7 separate regions of the Homo sapiens genome follow, and all the other regions are linked to region 3. A link is a loop called in an ENCODE intact Hi-C map of the cell type or tissue named here. Cell type or tissue: HCT116. All regions are shown on one strand. Region 1 overlaps SKAP1 (src kinase associated phosphoprotein 1). Region 2 overlaps SKAP1 (src kinase associated phosphoprotein 1). Region 3 has its middle 3.4 kb from the start of HOXB8. Region 4 overlaps SKAP1 (src kinase associated phosphoprotein 1). Region 5 overlaps SKAP1 (src kinase associated phosphoprotein 1). Region 6 overlaps LOC124904019 (a long non-coding RNA gene). Region 7 overlaps SKAP1 (src kinase associated phosphoprotein 1).

Region 1 (4,000 bases), 460 kb before region 3:
CAATATTTTGCTAGTTTGGTTGGAGAGCTGAATCACGCAATACCAAGAAATGGTGGCAGAAGAGGTTTGGGGAGGCTGAGTTTCTTTTGAGAAAATAATTATACTGAAACAAAGCTTTTGTGACTCCTTTTAAATAGGGCATCTCACCAAAATGTCATCCAGCCTCTTTGGCAGATTAGTGGGGAGTTTATTACTAAATCTCTGTCTAATAAATGTGCAGTTGACTCTGGAGGAGCTGCTTGTTATAATACTGGCGGTGGGAAATGGAGGGAATGTCACAGTTAAAGACACAAATTTTCCCCATAATATATTCAAATGGAAACCTCTGAATCCAATACTACATGGGCATATCTAATAAATTCACAATATTTCAGTTTCCGCAGCCTTCACCGGTTAGTTTTAAAGATTTATGTGGTAAAAAATTACTCAGTGATGAATATGGTTTATTCTGTGCAGTATTGGAGGTATAAGGAATTAAACTACCATCTTTAACAGTGAATTTATTATTACCTCTGTCAAAAGACGAAGACGTTAACAGCATTTGTTATAAATTCACTGCAAAATAAATGGCTGGAATTTTTTACACTGGAGTTTGTAAAGCATCGGGCAATTCTGAGCATTAACCTAACCCGGCCGTGGCTTATATGGTTCTAGGTAAACGTTTCTGTCTGGGCTTCGTAGTTAATTATCTGGTCTGGAATTTTCCCCAACTGAAAACTGTGTGCACATGGACACACACACACACACACACACACATACATACACAGAGAGAGAGAAAAGTGAAAGGTCTTGTCCAGGACAACTGTTTAGGAATAAATAGATTAGACTATTTATAGATAGATAGAATAAAATAAAATGCCAATTTTATTCTCTTTTTAAAAAATGGGTTTTAGAATAAATGGTCAGGGTTTGCAGGATGGGTTGATGAGCAACTGGGCCTCTTGTTAGCAGGTTTACATGCATGCATATGCACACACACATAAACACCCTCTCCCTTTTGTCCTCTCTTGGAATGGGTGTCCCCTCATTTATAAAAATTACCTGGAAGGAATGAGGCTGCCAGGGTTTGTTCTAGACGATTGGTTCCTGTCTGGGGGAAAGGAATGGCCTCTACTGAATTTGACCGGTATATGACCGTTGCCTTCCAGCTGACCCCAAATCCCATTCCCATCCTCCTAACTCCGTTGCCTCCCATAGGGGTTATTAATGAGAGAAAACACCATCATCATCATCTTCGTCATCACAGCACAGTGTTGACCTGCTTGTTAACATGAAATGGGGTGGTGGGGACAGCTTCTGCTTCTCTTGCATACCATCATAAATAAGAAAAGATACTTTGCCATAGGATCCCCTCACCCACCCCTTTGATTAGGTCAGAGGTGCATAATAGCTCTTTGACAGGCATTGATCAGTTTCATCACACTGTTTGGGCAGCCTGTGCCCCAGGCCTATATTCTCCCCACTTACTACCCCTAAATTACCTCCCAGATAACCCCCCACCCATCCCCCACTCAGCCAACCAGAGGGTATGGTGCCTGAGGAAGTCCTAAATGGACACTAGATGTCACCAAACACCTCCTTTCCCTCAGAGCCCTGAAATTAAAAAAAAAAAAAAAAAGAAAAAAAAATCCTTCATTTAAGGCAATTGAAGGAATTAACTTATCTGTTTTTATGAGGGTTGTTGTCACATTCAACTAAGCACACTTAAAAGAGGAAGTATTGCTGCATTAAGATAATTTTTACAACATACAAATCTCTTTTGGAAAGAACGGGGTCAAGGGAGGGGAAAGGTCTCCATTCTTTTAAGTAGCCCATTGAGGAAGTAGGTGGAGAAAACCGGGTTAAAACTCCCATTATAATTGACATAGTGTTGTGTTAACATAGTCCAGGTGTGCTGGCGCAGGCCTGCCGCATTCAGATGACTAGACTGGCTGTGGAGCCAGGATCTCATCTGAGTTTAAGTAGCTGCAGTCCAGGGTGACAAAGTCCATTCTTCTCCACATAAGACCCATGACCATCTGACAGCATCACGTGTTCCACGCTAAACTTGACTTTGTCTGTATGGCTCCCTGTTTCCACATCAATTCCATCAGCAAGGAAGATGACCCAGACCCTGGTGTGTCTGGGCCATGAGAATACCTTCCCACCCCAGCTAAGCCACCGTGTAAGTATAAATCTTATGCGTACCCAACTTGTTGCTCCAAGGCTGCTTTCCATGGAAATAAGGCACTGGACAATTCCTTGGAAGAGCCTCAGACCAATTTATGAGGCACACAACCCAAGCCCAAGAGATGTACACTGGCTCAGTTTACCTTAAATGGAAGATCTCACCCAGTGGCCTCTTCTCCTTCCTAGTCAATTGAAAAAGAGCTTCTCTTTCCCTCTTTAATTTGTCCTTATCTTCTGAACAGCTCATGTTACCACCATAAATAACTTATGGAACAGGATGCTTTTAAAAAAAATGGGCGTTTAAGTCTTATCTTGGCTGGGCGTGGTGGCTCACACCTGTAATCCCAGCACTTTGGGAGGCCAAGGCAGGCAGATCACTCGAGGCCAGGAGTTCAAGACCAGCCTGGCCAACATGGTGAAACCCCATCTCTACTAAAAATACAAAAAATTAGCCAGGTGTGGTGGCTTGAGCCTGTAATCCCAGCTACTAGGGAGGTTGAGGCAGGAGAACCGCTCGAACTCAGGAGGCAGAGGTTGCAGTGAGCCAAGATTGTGCCACTGTACTCCAGTCTCGCAGTCTGGGTGACAGAGCAAGACTCTGTCTCAAAAAAAAAAAAAAGTTATCTTGAATAGTGGAACAAGCATGATGATGATGATGATGATGATGATTTTTATTTTTTCTTGAGATGGAGTCTCGCTCTGTCATCCAGACTGGAGTGCAATGGCATGATCTTGGCTCACTGCAACCACTGCCTCCCGGGTTCAAGCGAGTCTCCTGCCTCAGCTTCCCTAGTAGCTGGGACTACAGGCACGCGCCACCATGCCTGGCTAATTTTTGTATTTTTAGTAGAGATGGGGTTTTGCCATGTTGGCCAGGCTGGTCTCGAACTCCTGACCTCAGGCAATCCACCTGCCTCGGCCTCCCAAAGTGCTGGGTGAGCCACCACGCCCTGCCAACAAGCATTATTATTATTTGGAAAGAATGTTCCCTAGTGAGAGACACTGGAGCCAAGAAGACAGGGTCACTTTTCTGAAAGCTAGGACTTGTGACTTGTCTTATCCAAATAGAGGCTTCTTACCTCTTTTTCTCCCACTTATAACAAGTGACCATAGGCCAAGCACAGTGGCTCACACCTGTAATTCCAGCACTTTGGAAGGCCGAGGCAGATGGATCACCTGAGGCCAGGAGTTCGAGACCAGCCTGGCCAATATGGCAAAATCCCGTCTCTACTAAAAATACAAAAATTAGCTGGGTGCCGTGGCACTTGCCTGTAGTCCCAGTTACTCAGGAGGCTGAGGCAGGAGAATCGCTTGAACCCGGGAGGCAGAGGTTGCAGTGAGCCGAGACCGCGCCGCTGCATTCCAGGGCAACAGAGAGAGACTCCGTCTCAAGAAAAACAGAAACAAAAACAAGTGACCACAGTGGTGCTGGTCCACAAAAGGGTCTTGCAATCTGCAGATAAAAGGAACTAAGCCAGGGCACCACACTATCACACGGAGGGTGATTCGGCACCTGCCCTGTCATGCCTGGTGCCCAGGCCGAATGGATTTTTGGAGTACACCTGTTGTTGAACCCCTGCCAAGTACTGATGGCCACTAACCCCCAAATCACTTTTCCCCACTGTTGATGTTTGGAATGTCAGACAGGACTGAGCAGCAGCCGGCGTGTATTTCAAACACAGCAGATGGATTTTTATATTAGCTCCTATTTCATGTTCAGGCAGAGCGACCGCCACGCTAAAACCACAGCCTCAATGCTGCCGAGTTTGCTTCTGTGAGATTAATTCTGTGAAATTAATTGGGACAAGATTGAAAAGGAAATTAAAATGCA
Region 2 (4,000 bases), 270 kb before region 3:
CTGAGGGTTGGAGCAGAAAGATAAAGCAGCTTTGTGTCAGGTGTAAGGTAATTATTTCCTAGGGTTTCTGTGCTATTTGTTTTTATTCCCTGTGTTTTCATTAACAGTTAATGAGTTTTCCCCCTTAATTCTGAAACAATAGTCTTGGCCACTAGAAGTTGGCTTTTTCTGCCACAGATTCAACCAGCTGTTGCTGCTCCATAAACTTTATGGAGAAGTGAATTAAACTGCTAAAACTTCATTTACTAATTCAATTCCAAATAAAACAGGGAGAAAAATGAACCATGATGATGTTCCCCTTGTAACTATTTTAGTTCACAGCAAATCCGTTTAGTCCTGAATTTGCAGATACTATTTTGAGACAAAAACAGGCCATAATGACAATTTTACCAGAGAAATGAGAAAGAAATTTAAAAAGACAGAAAATGGTTTAAGCATTAAAAAAAGTGAGAAAATAACAAATAACAGAGAAAACATATATGTTTGCTTATTCAATATGTAAAGTCTCGATTTTTTTTGTTAGTCTACATCATCGTCTTTTATTTCTCTTCAAATTAATTGTGAGCTATATTATAAAGACTCTATTCATATTTGCAACCAACTGTTTATATGGCGTGGTTAAAAACTAAGGTTTGCAGCCGGGCGTGGTGGCTCATGCCTGTAATCCCAGCACTTTGGGAGGCCGAGGCAGGCAGATCACCTGAGTTTCGGGTTTGAGACCAGCCTGACCAACATGGAAAACCCTGTCTCTACTAAAAATACAAAAAAATTAGCCAGGAATGGTGGTGCATGCCTGTAATCCCAGCTACTTGGGAGGCTGAGGCAGGAGAATCGCTTGAACCCGGGAGGCAGAGGTTGCGGTGAGCCGAGATTGTGCCATTGCACTCCGGCCTGGGCAACAAGAGTGAAACTCCATCTCAAAAACAAACAAACAAAAAAGAACAACAACAACAACAACAACAAAACACTAGGGTTTGCTATTACTTCACCAAGTATCTCTGGATTATATAAGGAAATTTAGATTAATTTAAAATTGAAAAATTTTAAATTATTGTTGTTGTTGGAAGGAAACACATGACTTCCTATTCTATTTAATATTTAAGATCCCATAAGAAATACAGCTCCCTCTTTAAACTAATAAATTCTCACTAAAATGCTATAAATAAAGCTCCCTGATCCAAGTCCAGTTAGTTTTCATGCTTGATAGCATTAATATTGCCAGATTTTCATGGGCCAATTTAATAGTAATACAGCTCCCAAAGCTGAACTATAGTAAGGTTAGCAAAACTGCAGCTTATTGGTCCTTATTATAACCATTCAACTAAGTTATTGAATCTAATACCAACTAAAGATATATGTTGGGTACAGATGTGACCATATATGAAATGTTACTCACACATAAGTATATTATAGAGCACATTTGCTGCACCAAAACTAAAATTCTGTCAACACTTCCATTATAAATTACATACCATTTTGCACATATTCATGCATTAGAAAATGTACTGTGTTTTCCAGAGAACATCCTAGAGGCTTCACCAATTTCTAAATATCCATTTGGATCTGTGTGGTTAGTTCTTGTGATTAATCCATGTATAGTGAAGGACTCAAATTCTTCTCTGTTCTATACAGTCGGACTTTCTGCCTATCTCTCTTTTTTTTTTCCTTTACTACACCTATCTATAATTCAATGTATAAATATTCCTTTTTTCCCCCCAAAGCCCTGGCAGTGAGTGTAATGGTACTGAATGTCATTAAGTCTACAGAATAAATGATAGGTCAGGTAAAGAAAGTTTCCATTTATCATTCTTTTAAAAAGTTGCTCCAACTGGATCTCAAATGTACAAGAAGTAAATTGAACCTAAGACTACAGTTTTTAGCTTAGCTTAGTAAAAAACTACAGTTTTTTACTGTTTGCTAATTATGTAATCATGCTAAGAATAACAGCCTTCTTAAGAACCTTTAGAGATAACATTTGAGGAGAGTGGCACAGTCTAAATAATCACAAATGGAGCCAAATTGATTAGACACTCTTAGTATAATCACTATAACAACACCTGTGAATCCAACAACCGAAAGGGCAGCATAGCTTAATGATATTCTCAGAATGAACTATATCTGTCAGTGGTGGATTGGACAGGAAAATGTCAGTGGGAGCTAATTGAAAAGTTCTTTTTTTCTTTTTTTCCCTCAAGAAAATGGTCCTTTGTAATGCAGTTTTTAATTTTGACCAGTAGGGTGAGCTGTAGTGTGTAGCATCATCCTAGTTCTTAAAAAAAGAAAAGAAAAAGAAACAAGAAAAGAGAAAAAAAAAAAAAAAGCAGCCACTGTCTTCTCCTCTCCCACCCTGTAAGAAAATGCTGGGATTTTTAACCCTTCTTAGGTTTCACATAAAGGCATAACTCCTGGATGTTAACAAACTGTAGGGCTGGCAGCAACAAATATAAACCAGATAATTGTATATGTGACAACCCACACTTCATAAAGCAAATTACAGCCTGTCAGCAGTCATTCCAGCTTCACACTAACACATTCCATCTACCACTGGTATTGTTCAACTGGTACTAAAATGGAACCTGCTGAGTGGGAATATTTTCAACAGTAATGAGATTTTGACATAATTCAAAATATATAAACCTAGGTATTTGGTAGTATGTGGATAAATATATTGTAAAATGAATGCACTTATCATATGGCAACCAGGCAATCATAATCTGGAATTATTGGCTCATAGTTCTGTTTTCTTTGGGCCACTGTATTCTCAGTCCTTAATTCTTATTACAAAGCTATCCAACTGAATTTTCAGTATCTTTTGACATATAGGAGAAAGTTAGCTATAATAATAATAATTATATAATAGCTAGCTAAACTCTTACTGGGTACAAGCTCTGGGTCAAGACTTTTTGTGGACTATCTCATTTAATCCTCAAAACAATCCTGAGATGTATTATTATCCCAAAGATGAAGATAAAGAAATTGAGACACAAAGATGAAATAACTTACCCAAAGTCATATAGGTGACTCATAAGTGGCAGGGCCAGGCTTTCACCCCAACTTGTCTGATTACTAAGCTCTTGTTCTAATCCACTGAACTATATAGCCTGAAAATCTGCATGTTTAATAAATCATGATCATTACTCAAAGGCAAGGCATATTGAATGACAGCCAGTGAGTTGACTTTATGGTATATACTATCAATTAGTATTTTAACTTTAATAAAGTAAATCTATAAATTATGATTATTAGTGATAATAGCAGTAGTCACGTTAGGTATGGAGAGTAGAACTGACAGACAAAACAAAATTTGGTCAATGATTTGGTCAAGAAAGAAGTGGTCCAATTCATAGTTGAAATTTATTATCGAGTAATGTAGTAATTTTTTCAAAATATCACTTTTTGGTATGAATTTCATGCTTGCAAAATTTAGAACAGCCACCTCAGGCTTAGTGAAATCAATATACTGATTTTTTTCCAGCACCTTCTGTTTGATTCTGTTGGATACTTAAATATAGCATTGACCTGGCTTGGTTAAAGAATGTGTTTCCTTTCTGGCACCATCATGCTTTAAGTCTCAGAGCAGGAAAAGCCTTTGAAAAATATATAATGCCACATAAATGTAGCAATTTTATTACTATTGGTTCATCTTGCTTTCTTGTCCCATCTTTCCTTTCTCCCAAACAGCAAGTTGTAGTAGGCCTTAGCACTTATTTACAATCCTGATACATTTTGGGGTCTACTATGCCCCAATTGGTAAGCCAACATTACTTAAGAAACTTCTTGAGAGAAACTACAAGGCTAGTTGGATTCCAATATCTTCCATTAAAGAAGAATGAGATGGCCGGGTGCAGTGGCTCATGCCTATAATTGCAGCACTTTGGGAGGCCGAGGCAGGTGAATCACCTGAGGTCAGGAGTTCAAGATCAGCCTGGCCAACATGGCAAAACCCCATTTCTACTAAAAATACAAAAATTAGCTGGGCGTGGTGGCAGGTGCCTGTAAT
Region 3 (4,000 bases):
GTCCTCAGTGTCCCCAAGACCTTTTGAGCCACTGTCACCACCTAAACTGACTTGGGTGTGGAATTCAGATAAAGCAAGGTTGCTGAGTCTCCCATTTTCTCTCCTTTCGCCTTGGGGAGCCTGTAGTTAAACCTGGCTCTCCCTGCAGACCTGGGAACCAGAGGTCTGAACACGGAAAGCTGGAACAAGCTGACTGGGTGCCACACTCTGTGGCCACTGCGTTCCCTGCCTACCCGGCTTCACGATGGTGGTGGCCAGGCTTTAGAAGGCCCCAGTCTGAGGGTCAGAACCAGTAGCCTCCTGTAGCAGTAGATTGGCAAGGGAGAGGAATGAGAGACAGAAAGAAAATTTTGAGCAACAAAAGTGGAGGCTTTACAAATATATTCAATCCATTGTTTATTCAGGAAACAGTGGTTTGTTTTTTTGACGGGCACCTTTTGGGGACCCCATACACCCCAACATTTGTAAAAATGAAACTATCACTTTTCCAAAGGGAACCTTACCAGTGAGGTCATTTGGTTCTTCAAAAGTGAACCTAGAGAATGAGAGAGGGGCTAGAAGCGGGAGAGAGATAAAGGAAAAGAGGAGGAATGGAGAGAACCAGGGCTTTGAATTTTCAGCGCGTGGCTGAGGGGACCGTGAGGCAACGGAGGGCCGAGTTAAATTGTTGCCGAAGCAAACATTTTTATCAAGTGCAGAGGATTTTATGGTCATTATTTGAAAACTCACCGGCGAGGTACAAATTCAATGGCTTGTTCTAAATCATCTCTACACCGTGCCAGAAATTCCTGATGGAAGGAAAATGTTTCTGTTATAGGAAAAAAAAAAAAAAAAAACGAAAGAGCGAGGAGACAATTTATAAACACCCAGCGGAGCGCAGATTTATTAGAGAAACTCAAGTTGAGGAGAAACTCCGCTTACCTCCTTGCACTAAGTCCTGGTGGGGGAGAGGAGAGGCTGCAGCTGGGGTGATTTTGAGGGGGTGGGAGTATCTATTGCTGGCGCAGGTTTGTCGGATGGAAGGCAGGGATCCGGCGGGGCCGGGAGGACACAGGAGATTTGGAATGCAAGGGGCTGTGAACAACCAGGGTGCGGGTCTCAGAACGAAAGTGCCCGGAGTCCAGACCTCCAGCTGCTCAATGAGGAAAGGACCGGCGCCCCCAGGTTTGCCTGCGGCCAGGGCCAAGGCGCACTGAAGCCGCACCTCTCACCTGGAAGCCCAGGAACCCAGGGAGAACAGAGCTCCTGCGTCCTGACGCCGCGCCCGCCTTCGCGCCCATGGGAAAACGCGCATTCTTTGGGAGCGCGCAAAGCATCCAGAGACCACATCCGAGCCTTCCCGCACCCTGCTGCCCTGGGGAGCCCCTGCCCCGTGCCTAGGTCGCCCTGCGCGAGCCCAGCCCAGCCCTGGACTCATACAAAGGCTCCAGAGCTTGCGCCCGTGCGAAGCCGCCCTGCCGGCTTTGGGCATCTCCGAATCCCCACAAAAGCTATGGCTCCATTCCCCCACACACACAAACTGGGGGGTCTCGGGCTGGCTTACGTGATTTTCTCTCCAGCCGATGGGCAGCTTCCTCTCCATCCTACCTTCTTTTGCCGGCTAGCCCCTCTCACCTGACCTGCTGACCCGCATCCAGGGACATTCCTTTCGCCTCCTTTCACGGAAAATCTCGTTGTTTCGAATCAATTCTCCTTTTGGATTTGGACCCATTATTCCTATTATTACTATTATTCCCCGTTTTCACGCATTTGTTGCCCCACCGAACACAGCAACTGGGTGAGAATCACTGAGCCCTCCTCTTGGGGAAAATTCAGAAAATTGACCATTTGAGGAGATGGGGGAACACTACTATAACTGAAATCTATAAAATGGGGGTAAGGCCATAACGAGCCCTATTTTTTTTATTAGGTACAAATTATTCATGACTTTTGGTAGCACTCAGTTCCTGGATTCAGGGCCGACCAAGGCGCGGTGCCGGGAGCAGACATCCGCAGCTGCCGCTCCAGGGAGTTTCACATGGAGCAAGGGTGCCATCTAGCGGCTGCTCTGCGAAAAGGCGCCGCAGCCACCGGCTCCACCAGTTTTCTGGGAGAGCAGCCGCAGAGGTGGCCAGCAGGAGAAACTTTCATAACTAGCAGTAAAAGGGGAGGGATAGGGAGTGGGCATCGGAATCAGGAAACGGTTCATGAAATTGTGTAGATAAGCTAAAAAATAGAAAAAAAACACAACAGAGGGGAGGAAAAAAAAGAAGCCCTAAGCTTTTTTCTTTCTACGTACACCTCCCACCCCTGCCCCTAATTTCTAGCGGAGACCGCAAAGCAGTGCGCCCTTTATGGCCTGTAAAAAGGGGGACCGAGCAGTTTTCAAACTCCACGCGATTGTTTCAAATTCTGAGGAGAAACAGTTGGGCTTTTTGTCGGGGGAGAGGAGGCCTGAGAGGATAGGATGAGACTGTAAAAGAATCAAGAGGCTGCCCGCGCCCAGACGTCTGGCCCCGCCGGACCTGAGTGTGTGTGTGTGTGTGTGTGTGTGTGTGTGTGTGTGTGTGTGTGTGCGCGCGCGCGCAGGAGGCTCCTCGTTTCCGACGCCTGATTCTGGAGGGGGTGTGAAGAACAAAGACAAGAGCCCCAGTTGCAATTTCTGAAGCATTTGCGACAACAAAGTGTTCTTTCCCGGCTTCTCTCTTCTCCCTCTCTGCCCCCTGCCACCCCCCGCCCCGGAAGCCCGGAGCCCCGTGTTCTGTGCGGGTGAGGGTGAAGGCTGCCGGAGCGGGGCCCACCCATTCCCCCGCCAGGCCGGGAGCCCCGGCCCAGCTGCGGCTCTCTCAGCTCCGGAAAGTTTCCCCTCGCTGTTTGCTTTGCTGCTGTTTAGTTTCTTAACCTTCAGAAATTTATACGCTATAAACTTTTATAGCGGTCATATTATTTTATTGCTGCGCACACGGCATTGAATTCCTCTCCCGGCTTCTCTCTGCCTCGCACTCTGGCGGTGTCCCTCTCTGAATCTCTCTTTTATGACAACTGATTTCCCCATCTCCGGCTTCCGAGCCTCCGCATCTTCGCCTTTGTTTGTCTTTAAAGAAGCAGCCCTGGGCTGGGGACCCAGACGCTGCAGGCAGAGGCCCCTCCAAGCGCCCTCGCCCCTACCACGCAGCACTCCCCTCTGTTCCAGCCTCGCTGAGCGTTTGCTTTAGGCAGAAACCGACCTTCTGTCTTTGCTGTCAGCACCGGCTGGGCCTGGGTAGCCCAGGATGGGGCAGGAGCCTGGTCTACACCAGCTGTAAAGCCAGATTCATTTTGCATCCCTAATGAAACCCTCTTTGGAGGGTGCCTGTCCGGGCCTGCCTGATGCGGAGCTCCGCTTTCTCCTGCCTCCCGCCGTCTCTTGGATCAGTTCGTCCTTTCGTTGGAGGAGGGTAGGCCTGGCCTTTTCACTTGCAGTCTCCCTTCATTCGGGCCATGCTTCGTTCCCAACTCTACCCCAACTCGCAGGGTCTCCGCGGGCCGCAGTGTTGCCGGCTTGGGTTGGGGAGAGGCTCCTGAGGTAGGCGGGCTCGGGAGCGCCGGCCCGCCGAAGCGGAATCCCAAGGCCTGGATGAGAAGCGCAGGCTGCCGAGAACTGCGATCTTCATAAGAGGCTCTGGCGAAATCCCTCAGTCTGAGAGGGACAAAAATGTGCCTCTTGAAACTGAGTTTAATTCTGGGGTCCTTTTGGGAGGTGAATTTTTCTACTGAGACATTTCTGCTTCACACTCAATGACCTCTCCACCCTTTGCAGAGGTGCTTACCCAGGGCTCAGCCCCTACCAACCCAGCCCACCTCAGACCAAGGCTGCTACCCTGTGGCTCAAACTGGAGCCTCCAACCCCAGGTGGGGGCCGAGAACCCTAAGGCGTTGGCTCCCTTTGAATGGAAGGAAAGAGATTCCAGCCCTCTGGAGGCCTCTGTCTAGACCTAGGCACCCTACTGCAGGGAAGAACAGAGGGAAATTACTGTGTTCC
Region 4 (4,000 bases), 400 kb before region 3:
TGCACAGCACTCAAGGGTGGCCAGACCTCATCCTGACTCTGAGCCAACTGCTGCTCTTGGAGAGAGAAAGTAAAAATGATTGATTCTACATCTTAATTAAGATAAACAAAGAGGGACATCAAATAATGGCCCTGACAGTTTGAAACAAACTAAAAGTACAGCTTAGCATTTCATAAAATAAAAAGCGTTTGATGTGAGGATGGCAGTTTAATAATTTGTAAATATCACTGGCTTAGTATTATAGCTAATCCAAATATTTTCATTTCTCATCATAAGTCACCCTCTGTTGATGGCTTGTCCTCTTCAACTTACAGCTTTCACCCTCGAGCCTTCAACAGAGGCAGAGAGGAGAGGAACAGAAAGGATCACAGGTTCTCTCTGGAATGTGAATTACAGCCTCAGCTTCCTTTATACTTTCTGATTCTGAATATTCACTAGAAAATACCACTGACCAGCCCAAAGGATGTATTGCCTTCTTCTTCATCTCCTCTAAAACATATCAAACTTTAATTACAGCTTCCTATTAGCTTCTGATTGTTTCTTCTTCTTTAATTTTTTGTAGAGATGGGATTTTGCCATGTTGCCCAGGCTGGTCTCAAACTCTTGGGTTCAAGCAATCTACCCACCTTGGCCTCCCAAGTGCTGGAATTACAGGCATAGGCCATTGCACTGGGCCTGATTGTTTCTTAATTAAGAGAAGCTGAACTTTCTCCAGTTCCTTTTTTTTTTTTTCTCTTTTTCTAAAATTAGAGGCTGGGCTCACACCTGTAATCCCAGCATTTTGGGAGGCTGAGGCAGGCAGATCACTGGAGGTCAGGAGTTCGAGACCAGCCTGGCCAACATGGTGAAACCCTGACTCTACTAAAAATACAAAAATTAGCCAGGCATAGTGGTGCGTGCCTGTAGTCCCAGCTACTTGGGAGGCTGAGGCAGGAGAATTGCTTAAACCTGGGAGGCGGAGGTTGCAGTGAGCTGAGATTGCGCCGCTGCACTCCAGCCTGGGTGACAGAGTGAGACTCTGTCTCAAAATAAAGTAAAATAAAATAAAATAAAATAAAATAAAATAAAATAAACAGATGGCATTCCACTATGTTGGTCAGGCTGGTCTCGAACTCCTGGGTTCAAGCAATCCTCCTGCCTCAGCCTCTCCAAGTGCTGGGATTACAGGTGTGAGTCACTGCACCTGGCCTCTGGTTTTTAAATTATAGAGAAATAAAAAAATTGAACCACCATACTAACTGTAATGTTCCTACAGTACTGTTTTTATATCATAATGAAATAGTCAGCTATAGATCTATATCTAAAATGTGTTTTATTGCCCTAATGCCCTCTGAAGAAGGGTAGCTGAAGGGTAGGGGTATTCTTGTTAATGCCTATGTCTACACTTCCTTGGGTGGGTATGGAGGAAGACAAGCAGAAAGCTGTGATAATAATTATAAAAAGATAAAAGTGGAAACCTCTATGTTGGCCATAGCCTTGTGATTTGGCTTTTGTGAAAAATATTCAGGGAAATAGTAGGGAATTTTAACAATTGATTTGGAATTCCCCAGGGTGCAAGCCACAACATATATCTGCGAAAGCAGAACCGAAGGAACACCATTGGGCAGACGGAGGCTTTGGGCTTTTTAAAAAGGTATGTAAAAAGGGAAGGGTGAGGATGCAGACGTGTCAGATCAGCCTGTTGTGAGATATGACTCTGGACTCAGGAGAAGACCATTTTCTCATGGCCTCCCCATTCTTTTTGCTAAGGTTCTTAACAGAAATTTTTTTTTTTCCTGCTGTTGGATGATACCAAGTCCAGGCTCGAGACCACACTGGATGGACATGACAGGCAGGGGCCCACAGAGGGAAGCTGCAGTTCAGATAATTCTCCACAGGGAAGCAGTATGAGATCAGGGTTTAGATAGAGGCAGCCCCAGCATCACCAGCTCTCCCTGGTTCTAATTGGAGACAGTTTTCCTCCTTTCCTTTCACTGTGTAAGATAAGCACCAACAGGGCAAGCTCACCTTTCAGGAGAGCCCCTGAGCCTAACTGCAATCCTCCATGTAGCCCTTTACTCCCAGGCCTGTTCCTCCTCACTTAAACAGCTGGCTTTCAGCATATTGCTTTGTTTATTCCATCTCTGACCTATGCATTATCTGAAGGATGCCATAAGGGTTCAACATGCCCACCTTTGTGAAATTACCTCATTCTGAGCTGCTGGGTTCATACCACTGACACAGAGGGGAAACCTGCAGAGGGAAGCTTAGCAACATGTCACACACATGTTGTTCTTGGCAGTATGAATTCCGGTGACTTTTGACATTTCTTAAACAGGAGTCAGTTATATCTTTCCTACTCTGAGGAAAATGGTGCCAGCTACAACTTGATCTTGTTTGAGTTATAGAAGCAATACAACTTTATAGACAAGACTCTGAATAGAGAGCTTACAACTGAGATTCTATCTTGACAACATCCCATTGATAGAGTGTGTGATAACTGCAAAGCCACTATTTATCTTACTTGCTTATGAAATTGAAATAACATATTGCTGATAAGTCTTAAGAACTAAGTACCCTATGTCCACTTTGCACAAGCACCCAATACTGTGAATATACTTTTTTTTTTTTTTTGAGACAGGGTCTCACTCTGTTGCTCAGGCTGGAGTACAGTGGTACAATCTCAGCTCACTGAAACCTCCACCTCCTGGGATCAAGGGATCCTCTCACCTCAGCCTCCAGAGTAGCTGCGACTACAGGTGCACACCATCATGCCAGGCTAATTTTTGTATTTTTTGTAGAGACAGGGTTTCGCCATGTTATCTAGGCTAGTCTCGAACTCCTGAGCTCAAGCGATTCAACCACCTCGGCCTCCCAAAGTGCTGGGATTACAGGTGTGAGCCACTGCACCTGGCCTGAATATTCATAAGAGATAAAATTTTGCCCTCTCTTTTGTCAGACATTCTCTAGAATGCATGTTCTTTCATGGACAGATTGGCAAATATTATAAGTATCAGATTCAAAACTTTCTAAGAAATTTAAATGTTGAATTCTTCTAATACAAGAAGCAAAAATTCCATTTTCAGCGTTTCATGTGTTGAGAGTGAAAAGGGGGAATATAAGAAAGAAGTGAAGTCCAGATTTCCTAAAGTACATCTCAGGTAAGCCTCTCTCTTATCACATATTTTATTTTTTTACCTGAAATATTTCAGAACTTAAATGTTTTTGTCAAATTTGAAAAAGGTGTGTGGTATTGACTTCTTCATACTGATCTCATTTTTATTTTCTTTATAGTCTGTCCAAATCATTTTCAGGCCCCTTAAATCAGTTACCTTTCTTCTAGGGACAATCAATAGAAAGCAAGCAAAAAGAAAAAAGAGTGAGACCTGCCCTCTCAGTGGTCTCCTGGGTAACTTTATCTCCCAGACAGGATGATGCAAAGATGAACAGAAGAGGGGTTTCTGAATAGATTTCCAGTAGGATTGCTGTCAAGATGGGATCAGCTGCAATGGTGCCAGATAAAAACTGCAGGAGACCGAGATGGGTGGATTGCTTGAGCTCAGGTGTTTGAGACCAGCCTGGGCAACAGGGCAAAACCCCATTTCTACAAAATACACAAAAATTAGCCTGGCCTGGTGGTGTGCACCTGTAGTCCCAGCTGCTCGGGAGGCTGAGGTGAGAGGATAGCTTGAGCCAAGAGGTCGAGACTGCAGTGGGCTGAGATTGTGCCACTGCACTCCAGCTTGGGTGACAGAGGAAGATATTGTCTCTAAATAAATAAATAAGAAAAGGTTAGGTAAAGGTAAAAATTATATGGAGTCCACTGCAATATCTCTTATCCAAAAGAAATTTGTTAAAAAAAAATTTTAACAGCTCAAACTACCTTTGAGGCTAATAAAGGCACCAAAATGGATTATCAGACCATGATTTGAGGTTTGAAAAAGGATGCCAGTGCTGACTGACTGGGAAGCTATTGGAAATAAATTAAAAGGCTACATTATGTGAAACAGAGGGTCACAGC
Region 5 (4,000 bases), 280 kb before region 3:
AGCAGTAAAAAGTTTTCCCTGTTTAGCTCCTTCTAATGTATCTCATCCCAAACAAATAGGGAATTTTAATGAATCCAAATTAGGGGGAAAACATTTAAAATACTAATACTGTCAAATTTAAGTAAATTTGCTATTTTTGAGAAAGCAAACATGTAATAGATTCCACATGAAGAGCTCCTTGAATCATCCTGATGTTTCCTAGGAAAATTAAGGCAGATGTTTGCTTTATAGATGAAAGCATTTGCACACACAGAGCTAGAAAGCAAAGAAGGTAGAAGTAAACTGCCTTACTTTCAGTTTCAATTATATGATAAAAAAGTTATATTTAAAATAAGATACTTAACAGGTACTCAGATGCAGTTTCCTAGGAAATTCCCTTCTATCCTACACTTTGACAAATATTCTGATACCCCAAGAGACCCTGACACCTTCTTATAGCTACACAAGTTAAACTTCTGCAAACAATTTCTATATTATACTGTTATCAACTTTAATATTCAAAAAAATTAGTCATTGTAATTTCCCTAATAGTGCTAAAAGAAAGAGCACAAAATATTAAGCTAATTAATAAATTCTGTTTTAAAAATAAGTATTCTAGAATGAACCTTTTCCCAATAGCCAAGTAAAGACAGATCCCTTCAGAGAGCTTTGTGAAAATATATCAAGTAACTTAAAAACAATAAAGAATGTATACCCAAGAACAATCACAACTTTTTGGTGACCAAAGCAATTGAAATATGCATAGTAGTAAATAGCACAGGTATAACTAAAGGCCATCTTCTGCTTCTCTACTCAGATAAGAATGTTCCAGAGTTTTTATAAAAATCCACAATTTTATCTGTCTCATGAAAGCACGGCCTTTACATTAAAAAAAAATCAGGCCCAGCAGGTATCTAAGAAATCTGACACAGATCAAGAAATCAAGGTAAGATTGCCTAACCTGATTATAGTTAAATCTCAAAAATGTTATATCAAATTATTATTTTTTAAAAATACATACAAATTAGATCATTCCTATGTAGATCCATAAATGTTTTGCTATTAAGATGTTTGATCTGTAGGTTGGTTAAATTTTGTCTTCAGGTGCTCATAGGAATGTTAATACTAAAAATTAATATTAATAAATAGCTGAGATTAAAATTTTATTCACATATCTTAAGGGAGAAGCACATAGTTTAATAAAAGTAAATTGATTTCCTTATTTAAAAAAATAATCATAATCTCTTAAAGTTGGGGAGAAAGAAGAAAAATTAGTCAAAATTATGAGTTTCCTAATTAATATTTGATCATTGTATATTCTCACTCACTTCACCTGCGACTGACCCCTTTTCATTTTGTTCTGCTATGTCTATATCATTCTTCTCTTACAATTCCTCAATTAGTATAATATTCAGTACTCCCTTTTGAGGAAAAAAGGGCAATATTTAATATTAAAAATCATGGTCTCAAATTTATTCCTAGAGTTCCCAGAATAACTAAATAGGACCCCATATTTTCATCAGAATGTGATTTGAGCATAAAGGCAATCTACCTTAACCATTACTCAAGTTTCTGAATAGCCTGAAACAAAACAAAACAAAACAAACTAAGGGATAGTGTCTAATTTTAATCACTTTTTGCATTGCCATCTAAGACACATTAATAGCAACTTTTCATTGATTCTTGTCTAGAGATCAACTATTTCAAGGCAGAAGGGTTACTTTTAGTAGTCTCCTAGAAAACAAACATAATTTTTTGCTACCTGTAAAAATTTATTCCATAGGCAATTCACATGAAGACATTTGCACACCAGTTCAGTGTCTTCTTCAGCTATTTGCTACTTACTTAGAACTTCAATATCTGAAATGTGTCCACCATAGAAGGAATGCTACAATAATAAGTTGTAAAATAATTGTAAAACTGGTAAAATTAATATGTTGTAGGAGACAGAGGAGATCTGATTAAATATGTTAGAAATGCTAACCACATCCATTTGTAATTGGCAAAGAAAAAAATATCTGTGAATTTGGCTTAAAATTCATATTTAACACACTCCCTTTATTTATCTGTTTAGGAATACAAACCCTCAAGATTATAGTTTTATTTGTCCTCCCTTTAACTTGTGTAATAATAAGAACATATGAAATGATTTTAAGAAAGTAATATTTTTGAGGTTTTAAGGAATTAATAAAAGAACAGGAATTTCTCATATCTGAGTATGCGTATGCGTACGCACAGATACATATAACAGTTTTAATTTTTGAATTCACTACGTAAGCTCACATGTTGAGAACTTACATATCTTAGCCTTCCTCTTCACTAAAGCAAAACAAAATAAAAATCCAGAAAAGCCCAAAAGTAGTATTTCCTTTTACCACGAGAGGGAGCTAGAGAATTCTGATCTCTTTCAAGGTCTATAAAACCCTCTTAACTGCTACTTTATAGACATTCAATTACAACAGGCCATAATACATTAAAGCATTAAAATACACATATATCCCAACATATGCCAAAGCAAGCACTACACTGGTGTGCTCTCCAGATGATCACCAATACCAACATCTAATAAACACTTAGGCATCTTCTAGTGGTTTATATGAGATTTTACTCTTGAGCACTCCCCTCCCCATAGGGCAGCTCTCTTGGTTAGGTGATCCCCTTGGAATGGAAAATATCAAGCAGTGTGATAAAATACCTAAGCACTGGAAGTATGACAGGGGCAGAGTGAGGTAAGGATTAAGAGAACTGAAATTTATGTAGTTTGGAAAAGTGAAGACTCTGGGGATAAATGTTCAGTCTTTAATACTTTCTAAAGGTAACAATATAAATGAATTAGGGGAATTATTCAGTCTCAGAAGATGGTATAGAAAAGAGCAATGGCCTGAAACTAAGGAAGGAAAAGTTTAGGTTAGACATGAAGAATAAATTAGGAATAATAGTTGGGCAGGAAAGATGTCCGGCAAAGGGAGGACCCAAAGCGTAATCACTATATTTGATAATTAAATGAGATATTAGTAAGAATGATGTGAATTCATTAGAAGGGCTAGATTAGATAACTCAAAGTAATTTTTTTCCCCTAAGCTCTGACAATCTCTAGGTTCAACTGTATTCTTGGGCATTCACAAATGTCTTTCATTGATGATAATGATCACTTGTAGAGAGAAGAGCTAGTAATTCTAGTTAACCCTATGTTTTGTTGATTAAAATAAAATCTGGGGTATTATAATGAGACAACATAATAATAAAATTAACCAAGACAACAATGTATATCTTTCAGATTATTCTGTGAAAATATACTATACCATATAAGCTATATTCTAACAAAATGGGTCAGCAAATTGGAAAAGGCTTCTATAAGTGAAAACTTCCCATAAAGGAACAATTCCTCTCTAAATCCCAATCTTTTACAAGCCAGAGAATCCATTCCATATAATCTTTCTTTCCTGCTAGACCAGTGTATCCGGATTTAAGCTACTTAGGGCCCAACATAAAAAAGGCTGTCACTCAAAGTTAGAAAGGCAGCCTAGAGCAGAAGTATAATATAGTTTATGAATTCAACAATCTTTCCCTAGTAAGCCATAATATTCTAGACTAAGACGTGGTTCAGCATTGTGTTAAATAGTGTTATTAACCTTTCTTTTTTACTTGAAAAGTCAGACTTCTATGTTAGGCCAAAATAAATTATGACTAGTAGAAAAACAAAAACTATCAAAGCAGGAAGATTCAGGAAGATTCCTTTGCTCACTAAGGAATCACATCTTATTCCTTTTTCATATCCTCTACATAGCATCCAAACTCGTGATGGAATAAGGACATTCAATATTGGTATTCAATAATGAACTCTTCATTAGTAGTGTATTAAAATCTATAACATGGACAAAAAGGCCAAAAAAGATAATTAATTAGTTCTATGTCAAATCAATTCAGGGGCTTAATGCACGTTATTCATAACTATAATTGTTGGCATTTATGGAGCCTTTTTGAAATTCTTTATAAACTATACCACTTCCAAATCATCCTA
Region 6 (4,000 bases), 130 kb before region 3:
AATCTGATGGGGGCTGGCACTTTCTGCCTTCAGAATATTTGTTTCCACCAGGAGTGAATCTCAGTTCTTGGCTGTGAGCAGTTGCAGAGGTCACATGAGTGGACAAAAAAGGAATGTGAGTGAGAAGGGAGATGGGGTGAAGATCTTCCTGAACAATGACTTAGCGAGGACAAGTCTGAATCTCCAACTTCATCAGACTCTGTGAACGGTGTTAAATCTTGACTTAGGGGCTATGGGCTTTTGCCTCTCTTTGTAGCCACAGTTGCCCAAAGAGAACTAGTAATGCTGTTATCTTCAGATGCAAAGGATAACACATTAGTAAATTATTCCTTGCTTATACTTCTAATGTCACATTCCCCTTGTCTTATAGTTGTTTTGTGATGAAAGAAACTAATGGGATCTTAGAATCAGACCTGGGTTACATGGCTTAAACTTTTTAAAAAAAATTTAATTGTGGTAAAATATGCATAACATAAAATTCACCATCTTAATGATTGTTAAGTGTATAGTTTAGCAGTGTTAAGTATATTGACGTTATATTGCAACCTTTTTTCATCTTGAACAACTGAAGCTGTACCCATTAAACAACGGTTCCTCATTCTCCATTCCCTTTCAGTCCCTGACAACCACCACTCTACTTTCCATCACCATGAATTTGATGACTCATGAGTGGAACCACACAGTATTTGTCCTTTTGTGAATCACTTATTTCACTTAGCATAATGTCCTCACAAGGTTCATTCATGTTGTAGCACATGTCAAAATTTCTTTCCTTTTTTTTTTTTTTTTTTTTTTGAGATGGAGTCTCATGCTCTTTCCCCCAGGCTGGAGTGCAGTGGCATGATCTGGGCTCATTGCAACCTCCGCCTCCTGGGTTCATGCCATTCTCCTGCCACAACCTCCCGAGTAGCTGGGACTACAGGTGTGCGCCACCACGCCCAGCTAATTTTTTGTATTTTTAGTAGAGACGGCGTTTCACCATGTTAGCCAGGATGGTCTCGATCTCCTGACCTCATGATCTGCCTGCCTCGGCCTCCCAAAGTGCTGGGATTACAGGCGTGAGCCACCATGCCCGGCCTTCAATTTCTTTCCTTTTTAAGGCTGAATAATATTCCATTTTATGGATATGCCACATTTTGTTTATCTATTTATCCACTGATGGACACTTGGGTTGCTTCCACTTTTTGGCCATTGTGAATAATGCTGCTATGAACATGGGTGTACAGATATCTTTTTGAGACCCTGACTTCCTCAATTCTTTTGGATATATATCCAGAAGTAGAACTGGTGAATCCTATGGTAGTTCTATTATCAAGTTTTGGAAGAATAACCATACTGTTGGCTTAAACTTATTGGGCTTTTATTTTCCTCATCTATAAAGTAGACTTGAGGTTGTTGTGAGTATTAAAGAAATCATGTGCATAAAGCTCTTGGCTCAATGCCTGGTACATGGTTGAAATTTAAGAACTGGTTGTTTCCTATGAACTCTTGAAGACAGAGACTGTTTCATTTCGGTATCTAACCATTTAGCATGGCGCCAGACATATAGTAGGGGTTCACTATATGACTGTTAGTGAATGAATGAATAATGAACAAACATATCCTTGTAACTTTGAAGTATGGCCGGGAGCAGTGGCTCATGCCTGTAATCCCAGTACTTTGGGAGGCTAAGGCAGGCGGATCACCTTAGGTCAAGAGTTCGAGGCCTGGCCAACATGGCGAAACCCTGTCTCTACCAAAAATACAAAAATTAGCTGGGCATGGTGGCAGGCACCTGTAATCCCAGCTACTTGGGAAGCTGAGGGAGGAGAATCACTTGAACCTGGGAGGCAGAGGTTGCAATGAGCCGAGATCGTGCCATTGCACTCCAGCCTGGGAGACAAGAGCGAGACTCCATCTCAAAAAAAAAAAACAAAAAAAACCTTTGAAGTACATAGAATAATTCCTGCACATTGTGGGTGTTTAATAAATTTCAAATGAATGCATGTAATAATCCTATATGAAGCCTACTTCTTCTGCATCCTACTTCATGAGAAAAGGAATTTGCTCATGTCCCTAAAGTTCCTGAAGGACAATTCAGAATCAAGTATTTGACCTACTCCCAACTTTCTGGGGATCCTCCTCTTTCACCATTCATGGCAAATTCTACTGTGCAAGGGATACAAAGGAGGAAGATCTCCATGTGAGAGTAACCGAGCACTTCAGTCTGCACTGTGCTTGCTAAGTTTTCTCTCTTTCTACCATGTTCACAGAACACTTGCTGTGAGCTCCAAAGCATGTTGAAGAGCGGGGCTGTCCATGTTGAATCCTGTTAGTCATGCAGCTGAGGGAATTCCAATCACCTGACCCGGGTCTGACCGCAGTTACCAGTCTCAAGTCTGAGCAGCGTCTCCAGTGCTGGGCTGCCTTCTTGACTCCAGGAGGCATGCCTGCTCTTACAATGAAACTCAAGTCTTTTTTTTTCCTTCCCACAAGTTTGGCTTCTACTTTTCTAAGTGCTGTTCATCATATACTCTGTGTTGTAAGTACTCAGCTCTCTAGCATCTCTTTATACTACCTTTTATTCTTCTGGAATATCCTTCCTTCCCACCCACAAGCATATTAGGCAAAACTTGCCCACCGTGGTAACTGGAAACAGGACTGAGGGGAAGGAAAACTCTCTCCCAGGTGCATGGAGTGGGAACTCATTTAGGGCATCTTTAGTGCCATACATAGAACCTGGAATACAATAGGAGCTCAATTAATACATGTTAAATGGATAAATATTGGTTAAATGCATCATGTTTCTATACAATTCTCTTTAAACTATAAACTCCCCAAGCACAAAGTTAAGAACTATGTCTCTCTTATCAGACAAGATGCCTCCTAACCCAGATTATACAGGAGCATTGTGAGGGCAAGCCCATGCCAACTCCACATTCTGTGAGCTCCCAAAACTCCACCAAGGACCTTGCTTAATGATGACTTAGACCAGGGTTTCTCGACCTCAGCATTATTGACATTCTGGGCCAGATCCTTCTCTGATGTAGGGAGCTGACTGGTGCATTGTAAGATGTTCAGGGACATCCCTGGCCTTTACCCACTAGATGCCCATAGCAACCCCCTCCCAGTTGTGACAACCAAAAATGCCTTCAGATAACAACAGATATCCCCTGTGTTTGGGGGAATGAAGAGGTACAAAATCACTCCCTGTTGAGAACTACTGACTTAGACTGAAGCAAAACACGAAGGGATTTCTCTACTTTTTATTGCCTGTGGGAATGGAAAATATTTTTCTAGCAGAGAAGTTGAATATTTATTAGATTAAGAATTGGGCCGGGCACAGTGGCTCATGCCTGTAATCCCAGCACTTTGGGAGGCCGAGGCGGGCAGATCACAAGGTCAGGAGATCAAGACCATCCTGGCTAACACAGTGAAACCTCGTCTCTACTAAAAATACAAAAAATTAGCTGGGCGTGGTGGCGGGCACCTGTAGTCCCAGCTATTTGGGAGGCTGAGGCAGGAGAATGGCGTGAACCCAGGAGGCAGAGCTTGCAGTGAGCTGAGATCCGGCCACTGCACTCCAGCCTGGGCAACAGAGAGAGACTCCGTCTCAAAAAAAAAAAAAAAAATTGGGCCAGGCGCAGTGGCTCACACATGTAATCCCAGCACTTTGGGAGGCCGAAGCCGGCGGATCACAAGGTCAGGAGTTCGAGACCTGCCTGGCCAAAATGGTGAAATCCCGTTTTTACTAAACATGCAAAAATTAGCCAGGCATGGTGGCAGGTGCCTGTAGTTCCAGCTACTCAGGGGACTGAGGCAGGAAAATCACTTGAACCAGGAGGCAAAGGCTGCAGTGAGCCAAGATTGCGCCACTGCACTGCAGCCTGGGTGACAGAGTGAGACTCCATCTCCAAAAAAAAAAGAATTGATGAAAAATGTACTTCCAACTCCCAGGTGTTCTCAGAATTGAACCCGGGAGGACTCCAGGTGAGAAAATCTTTGCCAGGGACAAAATTTC
Region 7 (4,000 bases), 310 kb before region 3:
CTCATGGGCTCTCTAAATGAAAACTTTAGTTTCACCAGACTCTTCTCCTATCAATCCTGTTACCTGTAGTTGCCCAAAGACAAGTTGTGGAACATTTGAGATTTTCAAGTTATACATAAAGCTTCTAGAAGTTAAAATTTTCTTTATTCTTTCTAAAACAGGATAATAGAGGCCTCTACAACTCAAATCTGACAAATGTGTTAAAAATTTTTGTTGCTGCAAAACCTTCAGAAACAAATAACTGAAGTATGTATAGAGACCCCAGGATCTGAAAAGATGGCAGATTAGTCCATGAGCATTCAAAGATACTTGTTATTCCCAGTATAACATATCCCATTTTCTCTGGTCATTTTTTTTCTTTATTAACTCTTGTACATTACCAACACAACCCCAGATTTTGCTTATTCTATGAAACCTCCCACACCTAGAATGTCTACTTAGTGGTCCTGGACAACCACCTTTTTCAAGGCTTTGTTCATAAGAGGACTTACTTCATTAAATCCACTCCCAGTTGGTCACTCCATTACGCCACATTTCCTTGTCAGTTGGTACACAATTTTAAACAATTATGCATTTGTCACTGCTGTCTAATTGTTCTCTAGTTTTTCTCTTTCTAAATAATATATCTTGCAACAAAACTGTAATTCCTTATAACCAGTTACACACCTTTTTTAAAAAAAATCACCCATAGTACTTAGTTGAAGTTATTTACCATAGTAGGTATTCAACAAATGCTTCTTGCATTAATAAATGAAGAACCACAAATACATCCTATGAACAGAATTTCAATTTTAGAATGAATCAATAACACCTTTAGACTACCATCAAGATTGTGAAAGTGATAATTTTTGGTACATGAATTTAAAGATCATCTAAATTAAACCAAAAGTGTAAAAGTACCTTCATTAAAATGGAGACTACAACCTATAATAGAGAAATTAACTCTAGATCCCTAATGCTTATTACTCCTTTCGGATACATCATTCCATGACACTGGAAAATATTAGATCTGATAGGGATTTTGCAGGTAGCGGTAAAACCTTATGTAAGTATTTTTTTAATCCACCCACGAAGGATTATGTTGAATTCCCAGACAAGTATAATTTTCATCTGCATGTCTAACATACCTATAGCAACATTACTTAATATATGAGTATGTGAAGTATATTTTATTATAGTAGTAGACAAGCAAACTGAATGTGTCCCAGGAAGGGGTCTTTTCCATTAACTTTTATAAAGGCTTTCATTTCAAAGTTTCATTAACATCTGACAAGCAAGCTGAAAAAGCTTTGCTTAGAGCTTAGGTTAGGGGCAAAATGCATTTTGGTAGAACTATTCCAAGATTACACTGACTGACTGTGCGAGAATATACTAATTTGTTTTGTTTTGTTTTGTTTTGTTTGGAGTGTGGAGAAAAGAGAGAGAAAGGGAGAGAAGAGTCATGGACCCTACTTTATGGTTGCCATGGATGCAAGGTCAGCCTTCCACACTTGGATCTACCAGCAGAGTTCAGACAGGTCAACGTGTGACCGGCTCAGGCCCTGGGGTTAAAAGTTCAAGCAGCTATGGAAAAACCAATATGTCCACGCAGAGTATGCTGTACAATTTATTTCAATTTACATCAAGCCATGCATATAAAATTTAGATAAATTCCATTCAGATCTGATGTTGCCTGACACACAATGTATGCAAACAGATGTCTGTGGGGCTTTTTCTGTGCTTTAGAAAACAACATTAAATTTAAAAATATGTCTCTGGGATTTCTTTATTGAATTACAAAATGAACATAATTTTAACTTAAATGTTTTCATTCTTTTTTCCAATTTTTTTGTGTGGGGGTCTTAATAATTTCTCAGTTCTCAATCTACTCTATGTCATATTAAAGAGGATAATGTATATTTACAACTACAGCTTCAGTGTTATTGTAGTTATAGATTCTATTTATATCCCTTACCACTTTCCGCAAATATTTAGTGATTGATATTTCTGATTTATCTCTGGTTTCTAGCCTCATCTCCATTCCTTTCTACTTTGAACATAGCAAGTCCTGGAGGCTGCTGGGTCGTCTTCCAGCCACAAGGTGGCTCCCCCAATCCCTTCTCTCAAGCCAATCGATGTACACCTTTGCTGAGTTCTCCAGGCGGACTACAATTCAGAGCTAATTATGATCTATAAATGCCATTATTTTCATTGTGAAGTAAATGGCTTATGACCAAGACCCTGGTACACTAAGATACAATGCAAAATTAGTCTTTAAAAATAGGAGAAAGAAAAATACCTTTGTATTTGCCTAATTTCTCTTCACCCATCCTTCCAAAAGTACAACTGAGCTATCCTTAGAGTAAAATAAGAAAAATAATAAAAGGCTCCAGAGGAACCTAATTTTGTTGTCAATGAACATAGTCATAGACTAGACAAGGTCAAATTTTAAGAAAAGTATACAACTTATTCTCACTTAAACTAGACCTACTTTTGGATTTGATATTTTACCACAAGAGAGTTTTGATGAGAAGACTTTGCAAAACTTTCTTAGAAGTCCCACATCATGCCATCATTGAAGAACAGTGATCTCCAATACTGCAAGGCTTTAAAAGGAGTGGAAATATTACATATTTCCTTTTTGTTGCTTAGCAAACATGTTGCATATTTCATAAATGTGATTTTTATAGAAGACATCATAATTTTCTACAGCTGAAATAGGCATAGAAAGACAAATCATTCATCCAATTACATGGAAGGTCTTTCTAAAAGTCTGAGTCCTAATTTCTCACAGTTTTTCATTTTCTGTTCTGGAGAGAAGCTATTTAACCTTTGGGCAAGTTTCGTTTTCCTTATCTGTAAAATGGAGATAAAAATAGGAACTATGCCTCATGGGATTTTTGCCAGGATTAAATGAGTTAATATACATAAAGCACTTACAAAAGTCCTTGTTACATAATAAAAGCCATATAAATGTTTGTTATTATTATTATTGTTTATTTGAGCTCAGTTCCTCCTTGACAAGTACTTCATGACACAATCACTTGAGAAAAATAAACTTTCATAGATTTCATAAAGACCTGAAAAGTATCATTTTTTTTGATACCTGAGAGCTCTGATCGGGGTAACTGACGGTGTATGGGCTTTTTCTTCCTCAAGAACTTTAAAAAATTAGCATTTTCATCCCAATTCATGGTATTACTTTCAATATGACACTAAAAAAAGAAACTGCTGATTTCCAAATCTCAAGCAGGTTTTAGATAACACTTTAAAAAATGCATCATTTTACTAAAGCAAAAAACAACCATAAGTAGTGGTTCTAATAACTTGGTTCCGATATTTGTATTGTAAATATTTTCATGTTACTTTTCCACTATATTAAAAAAAAAGTCTTTAGGAGCTTACTCATGCCAGAATATAACTTTGTTAAGCCTCTTGTTAAACTTAGAACGTATGAGTCCCCTGCTTCTAACATAAATAAATGTTTTGAATTCCCCAGTAAGCATGGCCTTGACAATTCTCAAGTAAATTTTCTAAGGATATAAATAATATCCTTAACTTAAGGTGGCCTGTAATAATTCAACCATGAGCAAAGGCTTATGTGGACACAAAATCCTGCATTCACATAAAACCTTGTTTGTATAAGGAAGGGTCTCTATGCACAGATATAAATATATACATATGTGTTGGTATATATATACATATATGTCCACATATATACTCTCTTGAAACCTCCCATCTATTTGGAAATACATATTCAGAGACCAAGAAAGATAATCAAATCCATTTTCAATAGCCAAGGAGAAGAGTATGACATTTTTAAATACCTGCTATACTGTCATGCAACTCTTTATTCTTTATTATGTCTGTCAGCTACTACTAGGTGCCTAGTAGACAAATGCTAGTTCTAGTCCTGACCATTTATTTCTATTTGGAATAATTTCAAGCCTAACTCTCTAGAACTACTTGAAAATGTTGTCTTGGTATGTTGGCCTTGCACCTTTAATGAGGCTTGGAATAA

The links. Peaks named below come from ENCODE experiments on the same cell type or tissue, not always from the same donor. Only the 100,000 strongest peaks of a DNase experiment are listed, where the experiment ranks them.
Region 1: it touches region 3 in a loop (9-fold over the local background); 35 of 110 quality-filtered maps call a loop at or near these places.
Region 2: a loop joins it to region 3, with 3 times the contacts of the local background. A loop is called at or near these places in 17 of 110 quality-filtered maps.
Region 4: a loop joins it to region 3, with 10 times the contacts of the local background. A loop is called at or near these places in 10 of 110 quality-filtered maps.
Region 5: a loop joins it to region 3, with 7 times the contacts of the local background. A loop is called at or near these places in 68 of 110 quality-filtered maps.
Region 6: it touches region 3 in a loop (2.5-fold over the local background); 9 of 110 quality-filtered maps call a loop at or near these places.
Region 7: it touches region 3 in a loop (8-fold over the local background); 24 of 110 quality-filtered maps call a loop at or near these places.

Annotation. Positions count from the first base shown.
Region 1 is chr17:48,152,294-48,156,293 of GRCh38, forward strand. All of the region lies in intron 11 of SKAP1 (src kinase associated phosphoprotein 1), which reads right to left. It overlaps LOC124904018 (a long non-coding RNA gene), which reads left to right. Exons shown (of 2, transcript XR_007065827.1): 2 at 1-583. Among named protein-coding and RNA genes, the nearest start is that of MIR1203, 2.2 kb to the right of the region's middle. In HCT116, a CTCF peak has its summit at 1,560 (motif pointing right); a DNase peak (open chromatin) is centred at 1,608.
Region 2 is chr17:48,349,778-48,353,777 of GRCh38, forward strand. The region is part of intron 3 of SKAP1 (src kinase associated phosphoprotein 1); the gene reads right to left. Among named protein-coding and RNA genes, the nearest start is that of SKAP1-AS2, 57 kb to the left of the region's middle. In HCT116, CTCF peaks have their summits at 2,230 and 2,440; a DNase peak (open chromatin) is centred at 2,254.
Region 3 is chr17:48,616,716-48,620,715 of GRCh38, forward strand. No RefSeq gene overlaps it. Among named protein-coding and RNA genes, the nearest start is that of HOXB8, 3.4 kb to the left of the region's middle. RefSeq lists an enhancer at 795-1,318. In HCT116, a CTCF peak has its summit at 2,056 (motif pointing left); a DNase peak (open chromatin) is centred at 2,036; H3K4me3 peaks cover 1,984 bases; H3K27ac peaks cover 1,857 bases.
Region 4 is chr17:48,213,897-48,217,896 of GRCh38, forward strand. All of the region lies in intron 4 of SKAP1 (src kinase associated phosphoprotein 1), which reads right to left. Among named protein-coding and RNA genes, the nearest start is that of MIR1203, 59 kb to the left of the region's middle. In HCT116, a CTCF peak has its summit at 1,868; a DNase peak (open chromatin) is centred at 1,895.
Region 5 is chr17:48,333,722-48,337,721 of GRCh38, forward strand. All of the region lies in intron 4 of SKAP1 (src kinase associated phosphoprotein 1), which reads right to left. Among named protein-coding and RNA genes, the nearest start is that of SKAP1-AS2, 41 kb to the left of the region's middle. In HCT116, a CTCF peak has its summit at 2,359 (motif pointing right); a DNase peak (open chromatin) is centred at 2,360.
Region 6 is chr17:48,484,389-48,488,388 of GRCh38, forward strand. It overlaps LOC124904019 (a long non-coding RNA gene), which reads right to left. Exons shown (of 2, transcript XR_007065828.1): 2 at 2,544-2,718. Among named protein-coding and RNA genes, the nearest start is that of HOXB1, 45 kb to the right of the region's middle. In HCT116, a CTCF peak has its summit at 2,402; DNase peaks (open chromatin) are centred at 118, 663 and 2,363; H3K4me3 peaks cover 1,527 bases; H3K27ac peaks cover 2,502 bases.
Region 7 is chr17:48,305,925-48,309,924 of GRCh38, forward strand. The region is part of intron 4 of SKAP1 (src kinase associated phosphoprotein 1); the gene reads right to left. It overlaps SKAP1-AS2 (SKAP1 antisense RNA 2), which reads left to right. Exons shown (of 2, transcript NR_131240.1): 2 at 1,407-1,905. Among named protein-coding and RNA genes, the nearest start is that of SKAP1-AS2, 14 kb to the left of the region's middle. In HCT116, a CTCF peak has its summit at 2,071 (motif pointing right); a DNase peak (open chromatin) is centred at 2,087.